Linked DNA regions of Mus musculus: region 2 is linked to region 1. A link is a contact called in ENCODE POLR2A ChIA-PET data. All regions are on one chromosome and are shown on one strand. Each heading gives the region's core, a stretch centred on a gene start or an enhancer-like site at or near the end of the contact. The rest is flanking DNA. Distances are from core to core; before and after follow the strand shown. Region 1 holds the start of Katnb1 (katanin p80 (WD40-containing) subunit B 1). Region 2 holds the start of Kifc3 (kinesin family member C3).

Region 1 (5,141 bases), core at 2,096-4,595:
CTTTAGTAACAAGGGTCTTGTGGACATGTGCCCCTGCACAACTCACTAGGTTTCCATGGTAACCCTTTCTCACCTGCTGATGTGTGAAAGCTCTGTGATTTCCTGTAAGTCTTTCCAACATATAAAGCTTCCTGTTTCGGGCCTTTGCACTCGCTGCTCATGCACCCTCTACCCTCATCAGTAATTAACTGACCACACACACACACACACACACACACACACACACACACGCAAGCACATGCAAGCACGCACACTCAGAATTAGAGCAGGACTGGAAACAGACAGCTGTGGCTCTCTCCGGGCTGAGCTCCCACTATGCAGTGACCTTGGATACTTTGGCCCTCACTTGCTCCCTCGCATCAGCTTCTACCTTCAGGTAGGGTAAGCCATTAAAGATGCATAATGCCAATTGACATAAAGCTACTCTGCCAAAAGTTGCCATGAACAGGGTCCTCCCAGAACCTTACAGCTTTGGGGGACAACTTAAAAATGATCTCAATCTCTCAATGAGGAGACTGAGTCACCAAAACAGCTTTGCCCAAAGTCTCCTCATCTGCTCCTGAAAACAGCCCGGGGACAGCACACCAAACCTACGACAACCAGCTACGGCTGGAGAGAAAGCCACAGAGGTGAGATGAAGGTCCTCCAGGCCTGATCTAGGGATCCTCCAGAGCCTTTTAGAGGATCCGAAAGAACGGAGCTACTGTCTGAAATGCTAGGATGGTATTGCCTTGGGTGCTCTCACTCGCTCCAGAGGAGCCGTTGAGAAGACACACGTGTGATGACATCGTCACTCCTGTCAGGTTTGAGTGCACATCTGTCTCAGTACTGTTTTCTAACAGAATATATGGGTAAGTGTGACTTTCATAAATGAAAGCCTTTTGGAGTCGTCAATAATGTTTAGGAATGTGAAAGAGCCAGGTGCCAGGCAGTGGTGATGCACACCTTTAATCCCAGCACTCGGGAGGCAGAGGCAGGCAGATTTCTGAGTTCGAGGCCAGCCTGGTCCACAGAGTGAGTTCCAGGACAGCCAGGGCTACACAGAGAAACCCTGTCTCGAAAAAAAAAGAAAAGAAAAAGAAAAACAAACAAACAAATAAACAAAAAAACAAAATGAAAGAGCCAGGCATTGTGGCACAGTCCTTTAATCCCAGCACACAGGAGGCAGAAGAACATGTCCCAAGCCAGCAAAGGCTACAGGGATGCCCTATCTCAACAAAGGAAAAGAATCTAAGAGAGTTTAGGCTAAAGAATTCTGAACTATTTTTGCTTGATTTCACTTCAGAGCCCTGCCAGCATCTTTGGGCAACCTCCCCTCCATCCACATCCCAAGATCCTTGCATCTGATGGAGGAAAAGGGACCTGGGACATGTCTGGGGTTCTTGGACCGCCTTTCAGCCTTCCTCGCAACACTCCGCTCTTCAGCTTGACCAGACAGATCTCACCTGAATCTCAGAGCAAGTACCAAGCACAGCTGTGCTTATCTTGCTGTATGGAAGGGTTGCTTAATCACCTGCCCAATGTGATTGACATCTTTGTCTACCTGAAAACAAGGACTGTGAGTCTCTCTTGTGCCAGGGAGAGGAGACAGAGCTGAAGGCTAAGACTACTCAGCTTACAAAACAACAGGGTGATAAATGAAAAGTACTCACGCAACTTCCAGGCTGTCTTGGTGACCACAGGGGTGGCCATGCTTCAGGGGGTGGCGCCTGAGACCCCACCCACAAAACAGATTGTGCTTTCTCTGTGGGGTGGGGGTGGATCCCCCCCAGATCCGACAATCAAGTTGGCAGGGAGTTCCCACACATCCAGGCAGAGAGTCCGCCTCTCCTGGCCCAGGACTGCCTGGTGGTTTAGATCATCCGCTATCAAGCAGCAGCCTGGACACATAGGTCGGGATCCCAGATCATGGAATGTCAGGCTTGGACCATCTCAGCTCAACACTGGGCTAGAATGCAAGCAGAGGCGATGGTGGGTTAGGAACTGCTTGAGACGAGTTACAAGTCCCTGGGTCATCAAGGCCACTTGATACAGACTAGCCAGAGCCTCCAGGGCCTGGAGCTGCAGTGCACACTGGGTCTGAAAACCTGTGACTTAAGAGCCCAAAGATAAAAGACCTTCCCTAGGTAGCTGGGCCTGGTGGCTCACGCCTTTAACCCCAGCACTCAGGAGGCCAGCTAGAAGTAGGCAGATCTCTGTCAGTTCCTATCTCAAAGAAAAGAAGGAAGGAAGGAAGGAAGGACAGACTGACATAGGTAGGTGGAGAGGGGATGGAGAGACTGACTTCTCAGGGGCCTACAGTAATGCTCCTGGATGCTGGGTGTCCTAACTTGCCAACCCAGCACCTGCTATGGGGCAGAGAGGATCACATAACTGCAGTCCACTTGGATTTGCACCCCATGTATTGGATGGGGCACTGGAGTCTGAGGTTATGTTTTGGTGCCCATGAGAGGCATCCAAAAGGCAGAGAGACAGAGAGATACACGGAGACGAACAGAGAGACTGAGAGATAGGCAGACGTTCAGAGAGAGAGAGAGAGAGAGAGAGAGAGAGAGAGAGAGAGAGAGAGAACAGTAAAGGCCTTGGGAGGGGGTGATGTTGAGAGGATTCTGAGGGTCCAATCTTCTTGCTTCCTCCATCACCAACTCCCTGGTAAGGGAACCACGCCCACTCCCTGCAACTCTCAAGGGCATAGCTAGGAATTGAGTCTCCAGTCTAGGTGTGAGTCGGAATGACTCCTCAATTCTAAAAGGCCACAGCGTGGATGGAGCCTTCCACCGCCGCCACGGCCCTTCGCCTCTTGCCCAGGAGCTCTCTCGCTGGATTCTCTTTCTCCTGTTGCCTATGCTCCCGTTCTGGCACATCTTGAGCTTCCTTAGTTGGCCATGCTTCGCCAGACCCTCTTTACTTCTCTTGCCCCGCTGCTATCAGAATCCCCCATTCATTCGCTCTCCTGTTTCTGGAGCCCCGACTCAATACGATCCTCCGCACACCCTCAGCTCTGCTTCCGGCCCACCAGCTTTCCCTCTCCGGCCTCCACACACCCGTCCTGCTCGTTCATCCCAAACCTGCCACCGGTCCCTCAGCTTCGCTTGACCCTCCTCCCGTCTGCCTTGAGGGGCACTGGCTCCAGCCTGTCCTGGCCGAGAGCCTCCTGCCGGCGACCGGACTGTCCCCTCCAGGCTCGGCGAAGACTAGAGCCATTTTCCCTTTGCCTCCAAGACCCCGAGAGCCACTCTACCTGCAGCTGTAGCTCTGGAGGCCAAGGCTTCCCTCCAGGCGCGACCCCCACTTGCCTCCATCCTTTGCCCTGATTGGTCGCTGCTTGACAACCGACCCTCACAACAAAACCTCCGGCCTAGAGTCCCTCCCACTTCACTTCTTACACCAATCAGTCGCCACGGACGCCCCGCCTTCCTCTAGAATTGACCAATGGAAGCAAGCGCTTCCGCCGATTTACGTAACTACCCGCCTCCTTTCCCCGACTCAGACTAATCACGAGAAAGAAGCGCTTACGGACCGCCCTTAGGTCCCAGAAGAACCAATACAGGCTTCTGCGTTCTTAGTCCCGCCCCCAGTCAGGCTTGGTTTTTTCCGCCCTTTTCCTGCATTTCCTGGAACCCGGTTGTGTTTAAAAAATCCGCGAGCTGCACCCGATGGCGGCTGCGCCAATCACTTCAGCAACAGCTCTGGATTGACCAATAAACGTTAGTGTTATTGGAGAACCAGCTCTGAGATAGCCAATGGAAAGGGGACTTCTAGAGTGGTATGAAGTTGCAGATCTTCCATATTGAAACAGGGCTGCCAGGACCCCGCCCTCAGACTGTGAGTGTCGCCCGCGTAGTGGGAGGACTTGGCTCTTACTTGGATCCACACGTCTCCTGGAGTTCGCTGACCTCGAGGGAAACAGAGCTTAGTTACAGTGGGGTCGATGTCGAGCCCAGGAGTTCGTCCCTAAGATCACAGTAGCACAGTGGGATGAGTTAGGCTTGTGTCTGCTCGCCTGCGTGCGGAAGTAAAACTACGGAACCGGAGAAAGGCTAATATCTGTGACAGGACAGACAGGTTGGGATGGGGACAGGCTACATAACCCACCATGAGTTCGGGTCCCCCCCTTACTGAGAAACTCGGTCCCAGCCCTTTGCAGAAATAACCTCCAACTCTGGTCTATCCTACACTCACTCCCCTCTGGTCGGGGCTGCTGCATCTGGCGTTCTCCTCTACACAGTCCGGAACGGGAGGAATTTCCCATTTCTAGACGAGGAAACAGATGCTGTGGTGAAAAAGACCAGACATTTGGAAGATCGGACCCAGGACTTAAACTTTTGTTCTTAAAGGCAAGGCACACAAAGTCCCTATTAAATGCAAAACCTTTACGGGAACAAAAGTCACCCACCAGCCTAATGGGAAGTCGGCCCTGCGTAGAAATGGGTAATTATTAAGAGACCTGGATTTGGAGAATAACATTTGATCAAAACTTTGTACTTTGCTGTTCCCGCAACTTTTTATTTAAAAAAAAAAGTCAAATTCTTCATTTTGACACATTTTGCCTTATCTGCTTTGTTTATACAATTATATGTACATTACAGATCCTAAGACATTTCAGTCATGGCAACACTGAGCCTGAAGATCGTTAAGGGCCCTTAGTCACATAACCAATGTCACCACCCCTGAAATAACTTCATTCTCTAACATGCAGACTATATTAAAATGACTGTCACCATCCCCAATACACATAACTTATAAGCAGGAACAAGACTGGGGATGTAGCTCAGTGATAAGAGAGTCTTGACTGGTATGTAGGAGGCACTAGGTTCAATCCCCAGCACTGGAAATACAAACTACCTAGGACCAAGAGAAATGGCAAGGCTCAGTGGCTAAGAGTGATTGCAGTGCAAGAATGAAGACCTGAGTTCAAATCCTCACGACCCATGTAAAAATCTGGGCATGGTGCATGTGTGCTTATAAGGAGCAGTGTTATAGGGAGCAGAAACAAGAGGATTACTAAGATTGTTGGTTGTCATCCTAACTACGGGTTCAGTGAGAGACCCTGACTCGAGGGAATAAGGTGAAGAATGTCAGAGGACAATGCATAGTGATACAATGGGACATGTGTACACACACACCACACATGTGGGGGG
Region 2 (5,396 bases), core at 1,836-4,335, 61 kb before region 1:
GATCCAAGCCCCCTTAGCTTCTAATATGCTCAGGCTAAACTCACTGCAGGACTGGGAACAGACAGACTGCTCTTACCTCCCTTCCTCCGTGACAGACAACTTCAGGAGTGTCAGAAGAAGTGGGTTTCAACCTGCAGAACCACACAATAGGAGAGTCAACTCTAGAACATTCTCTTACTTCGAGGGACTGTTGCCTGGATACAGAGGCTGTAGTAATGGCTCCTTGGGAAGCTGAGGTTGGAGAATTGCTTCCTATAAGTTCCTCTAGCTCAGAGAGACAATAAACCATTTCCCCAGATGCAGGAACTCTTTCTGATCGCAGTAAAACAGCTGTCCAAGGGTCCTTCTGTCTGCTAGGAATTACCCATCATTTGCACGGGAGGAAGTCTATTTGGGTGTGTCTCCTGCATCTTGCTCTCCGAATCCTACCTGTCCCGTGTATACCTGATTAGTTGTTCTGTATGTCACACCAGGGTGAAACTTGTGAGGTTGTGATGTCTGGAAAGGGTCCTGTCCTCAAGGTGGGACTGGCGAGGACAGGACAGGCTACCACCATGACCATGGTGGTGGGGGTGGCATATACACCCTCTACAGGGATGGGGAGTCCTGATGCCCGCTGCTCCCTGTGACTGAAAGGGAAGGTGTGCTTGCTGGACTTGCAGAACTTGAAGGTCATCTGAAGTGGGTAAGATAAAGGTTAGAAGAGGGGGGTCACTGTGGTGGTGGTGGTGGGGGGGTGTGAGGAAAGGAATGAGGCCTCCAGGCATCTGAGAAGGCTGGGGCTGATTGGCCAATAAACCTCTGGAGACGGAAAAACTTGGCCTGCTTATCTGTGGTGGACTTTGGTCACTGGGAGAAAGAGGGGAAAAAAATCACAGCAGGATTTTCTGGATTGTCTTTTCTGCTTCCCTCTAGGGAAGCGCTCTTAAGCCCTTTTGTACTTCTAATAGCTGGGGGAGGGGTTTTCATGTACTTTGGGCACCTAGAGAAGCCACTGTCAACCCCTTGCCCTGCAGATACTGCCACCCCCTTGCCCTGCAGAAACAGGTGTAGGTTTTCAGTATTCTGGCCACTGCCTTTTATCTGGCTCTAGACAGCTCCACCTCTACCCTAAAGTGGGCCGGAAGCATCAAGGCCATTGGCTAGGATTCTGGGAAATCTTTCACTTTTCCCATGGTTAGGAGAGAGTTGGCAGCCTCCATTGAAACTGCCAGAGAAGTGGAGTTGGTATGCAGTTCCTGGTGACACTCTAACCAGCAGACTTTGAACTGAAATCCTCCCCTTGGCCTCCCCAGTGGCTAGAATGACAGGCCCTGTGCCACCAGGGCCAGCGGAATGTGAACTCTTAAATTCTTAATAATCATTGAACGATTAGTTTTTTCAGTTGGAGCTAGAGCCTTGCTGGGAGTTTTAAAGTGCTTCCTCCTATGGTTTCAGCCCGCCCTTCATTTTTCCTTCATTGGTGCTTCCTACATTCATACAGTGGCCCCTGTGCACAGTGCACATGTGTGCATCCCTATAGGACTTGGAGCCTCAGCTCTGACCCATTCTGAGTTTGCCTCTCCTCTCTTGAACACATGGACATAGGAGGTGCCCATCTCCTGGGCGGATCAGTGTGGAACGGGACCTTGCTGTTACAGAGCACAGTGCCAGACACTATACTCACCAGGAATAAATGGTGTCTATTATGTGCACAAGGGAAAAGGGCTGTCCTAAATGAAGTGTTGGCAGCACTTACACCCAGTGGGTGGGATCACAGTCACAAGGAACATCCATTACTTTTCTAATTGGAGAAAAGAGAACAATAAATGTTTTTATTAGTTAAAACAAAACAAAACAAAACCTGACTTTGGCTTTGCTAGAAGGAAACTGAAGTTTATGTCAGTGTCCCAATCCTTAAGGAAGACAAGGTTTCTCCTTTTATATGCAAACTTAAATGCAGGACACACCCCTTCCCCTCGAATAGAGCCTTCAATAGATGAGACAGTGCTTGCTTCCAGCTGGGGGCCTACTGGCCAGGCCTGGCCTGGCACCAGGCACCCTGTGGGGCCTAAGTCCTTGTCTCTGTTTTTGCTCCAGATTCTTGACACGTGGCTCAGCAGCGGAAGCGGGAAGCAGGCCCAGAGGAGGCAGCAAGGCCCTCCCTAGGTCTCTCCTAGGCCATTTCTGGCAAGCCTGAAGGGGTAGACCCTCACCCTCCTCAGGTTATCTGGGGACCATCAGCCTCTGCGGGACAGGCTCCTGTGGCACATTCTCCTTCCGCACTCCGGAGTGGGCATACTGGGGCTGGAATAAATGCCTCTCTGTTTGGGAGACAAAGAACAGAGTGGCTCCTTTGGGTCAGCAGTCTCTCTTGGCTGCCTGAGCCTTCTCTCCCCCAGGCCTCTTCAGTGGCTCCTAGACGCCCCAGGAAGGAGCTTTTAAAGACAGACGGTGGAGCTGTTTTGCCGGAGCTTAAGGGAATGCGTTACCTTAACAAACCCCAAGCCTGCTGCTCAAGAAAATATTTATTGGTTGGGGGTGCAGGGGTGCAGCTGGCAAGGCAGGATGCCAGGCTGGGCACAGAGAGAGGGTGCACGCCTGTGTAACAGAGCAGGTGAACGTGTGGTATGCGTGTGCTCGATCTCGCGTGCAAGAGCTTGTGTGAGGAAATGTATTAAGATGTGAGTCTGTGTGTGTGTGTGTGCCAGTTGTGTGTGGATCCTAGCTGGCGTGCGTGAAACTTCTGCACCTGGGTTTGGGGTGGAGTACAAACCGTTTTGAGGGTGAGTGTTAACGTTAACTCCTGGGTAGGAGTAATGGGTGAGGGCGAGTGTGCAGGTACGCGGTGTGCAGTGGAGGGTGTGAGCCAGCTCGGAAGGGGCAGGCAAGGTGCGCCTGGGCTCGTGCACCAGTGGGTGTGCGCACAAGGGTGTACCAGCCTGTGTCGGGTGGATGGGTAGGATAAGAGGGGAGGCATGCGCCTGGGGTGGGCGCGTGCGCGAGAGTGCGCGTGCCCCCCTCCCGAGCCCGTTACCATGGGAACGCGCCGCGGCCTGAGTTAATCATTTCCTGTGGAAAGTGCGGGAGGGGCGGGCACGGGGCGGGCCAAGGAGGCAGCGGCGGCGGCGTGGAGCTGCCTCGCGCGGGCGGGCGGGCCGGAGCCGGCCGGAGCGGGCCGAGCCCGGGGCGCTGCGGTGGCGGCGCTGGGATCCTGTCTCCGCTAGGCCGGTGAGTCGGGTCCCGGCAGGCTGGGGGTGGAATGGGACGGGCTCCTCCCGGCGCTCCTGCTGGGCGCCGCGCCCGCCCTGCCTGAGGACCCCCTCTTTCCCCGACCCGGTGGGTGTTGCGATCAGGCCCCAAGAGACCCGGCTGAGCGCGGGGCTCCCACTGTATTGGTCCAACCGGAGGATCTTGCAGAGACCTGGGCGTGAGGGTGGCACAGCCTCTGGGGTAGCGCCACCAAGACCGACTCCTTGGAGGGGGAATGTGCAGTGCCTACCTGGGAGCTGCGGGTCAACCAGTGAACCCCCTCCCCCTGCAAGGGTCGCTTCCAGGAAGGCTACTGTTTGGGCCCTCCCTCTGTGTCCCCCGAGTAGTTCTCCCCCATCCCCCGGGCAAGGCCCGAGGTGGGGTGCGGCAGCCCCTAGGTTAGGAGGGAGGGCCTCAGAAATACCCTCTCAAGCTGAGAGGGATCAAGTCATTGACAGCTGCGGCTGAGGAATCCCTGCAGGGAGGGGAGCCCAGAAGCTGTCTGTCCCCTCAGCCTTTCCACTGCAAGTAACAGGAGAACTCTGGCTGACACAGTGAAAGGCCGGGTCCTGAGACATTTTAAAGAGGAAGCTGGATTTAAATTCTTAAGTAGTATTTGTCACCCTTCCAAAACATACACACACACTTTAATGCATTTCTCAAGCTTGGGCCTTGGGACTACCCCTAGCTTCACCTTCCTTAGTGTCCTTCTGCCCCAGACTGGGTAAATGCCCTTCCTAGTCTGGTAGGACTTATTCCCCATGCCCTTCATAAAGGGGCAGTCTCCTTGGCTAGAGAGAGTCATTTGCTAGGAATGCAGTCCCAGAATGGTTTTGTGTATTGGAGTGGTTGGACTTCAGGGTTTGGGGATGGTAAGTTCTGCTGTCTGTATGGGTACCAGAGAGCAGAAAATTTGAAATCTGGATGCACCAGAACATGTGTGTGCCAGGGATACCCTAACCCAGTCTAGCCATGCCCCCTCCCCCAAATGCTCACCCAGGAGAACTAAGCTATCCCCTGCAGTGGTGTATAGGTGACTATGAGGTCTACACACACACACACACACACACACACACACACACACACAGAGAGAGAGAGAGAGAGAGAGAGAGAGAGAGAGAGTGAGTCTTTGCCCTGTCTCTGGTTTAAGACAGGAGGAAGGCAGATCTACCATCCTTAGCTAAACCCAGAGAAGCACATGCCCCTCCCCCAAACAGCTTCCGCATTCACCCACCAATGGGACAGTTTACCAAGAGATAGCAGCATCTTGGGCCCTTTGCCTGTGTCCATACTTCATATGTGTATTTTCTGATGTCAGCCCTGAGAAGTACAGTTTTCACCACTTGATACATGAAGATGATAAGGCAAAGAGCAGGTAATTAATTCTTCTAGGTGGCGGAGCCAAGGTCTGACCTAGCCCATAGCTCTACTGCATGATTTCCAGGTCACTAGAGGTCCCAGGACCCCAGACCTAACACCTGTGTAAGGAGATGATGCACTTGTCTCTTGGCCTAGAACCCTGGGCTTGTTTGAGATTCCTTGATACTCCTGACCTCACACCCGGGTTTCCAGCTGCTAAATTCAGCTGCCTTTTCCTCTTGGGGACCTAGCACACACCCTTCCTCTTTCTCCAGGCTGCCGCTCCAACTTCCCTTCCTGATAGCACAGAAATATGCTCCCCCACCTCCTTGACTGAGCTGATCTCTCCTAGAATCCTCTGCCCGTCATGGTCTCAGCTTGGTACGAGCACCCACAGAGGATGGTCCTCCCAGCTTCACCCCCTGGCCTGCAGGGTCGGCTTCATGCACTGCATCAGGCCACCTGGGTAGGGCATTTGTATCTGCTCTCTGCTCCTCTGGCTTCTCCCACTTTACACCCATCTCAAGGCATCCATGGGATGGGGGATGGGGTTGATCAGCATCTTTCTGACCCCTTCCCCCCACATTCCTGTCCTCTCCCAGTGAGTACCCCACACTTGACTTGTCTTCAGTCAGGGGAGGAAGAGACATGACCCACTGTCTTCAGTACTTGCCCCTAAAAGCATCAGATCAAAAGTCTTCAGTCTCTGACTCCAGATTCTTGCTATTTGTTTCCTGTCTCTAGATGCATTGTTCCTGTACCTCTGTCTACCCCTACATGTCACCTCTCCCCTGTTCTATATAGCA

The links. ChIA-PET counts read pairs that join two places held with the same protein, here RNA polymerase II (POLR2A).
Region 2: POLR2A ChIA-PET joins it to region 1 with 12 read pairs in Patski. The contact joins the promoter of Kifc3 here to the promoter of Katnb1 in region 1. POLR2A ChIA-PET finds 5 or more read pairs at or near these places in 2 of 5 experiments (Patski and embryonic stem cell).

The regions. Positions count from the first base shown.
Region 1 is chr8:95,079,405-95,084,545 of GRCm38, reverse strand. It overlaps Katnb1 (katanin p80 (WD40-containing) subunit B 1), which reads right to left and starts at 3,345. Exons shown (of 20, transcript NM_028805.2): 1 at 3,242-3,345; 2 at 1,653-1,948. The coding sequence starts at 1,692.
Region 2 is chr8:95,140,246-95,145,641 of GRCm38, reverse strand. Kifc3 (kinesin family member C3) reads left to right here and starts at 3,085. Exons shown (of 22, transcript NM_001372314.1): 1 at 3,085-3,210. Gm31036 (a long non-coding RNA gene) reads right to left here. Exons shown (of 3, transcript XR_001778639.1): 2 at 77-131.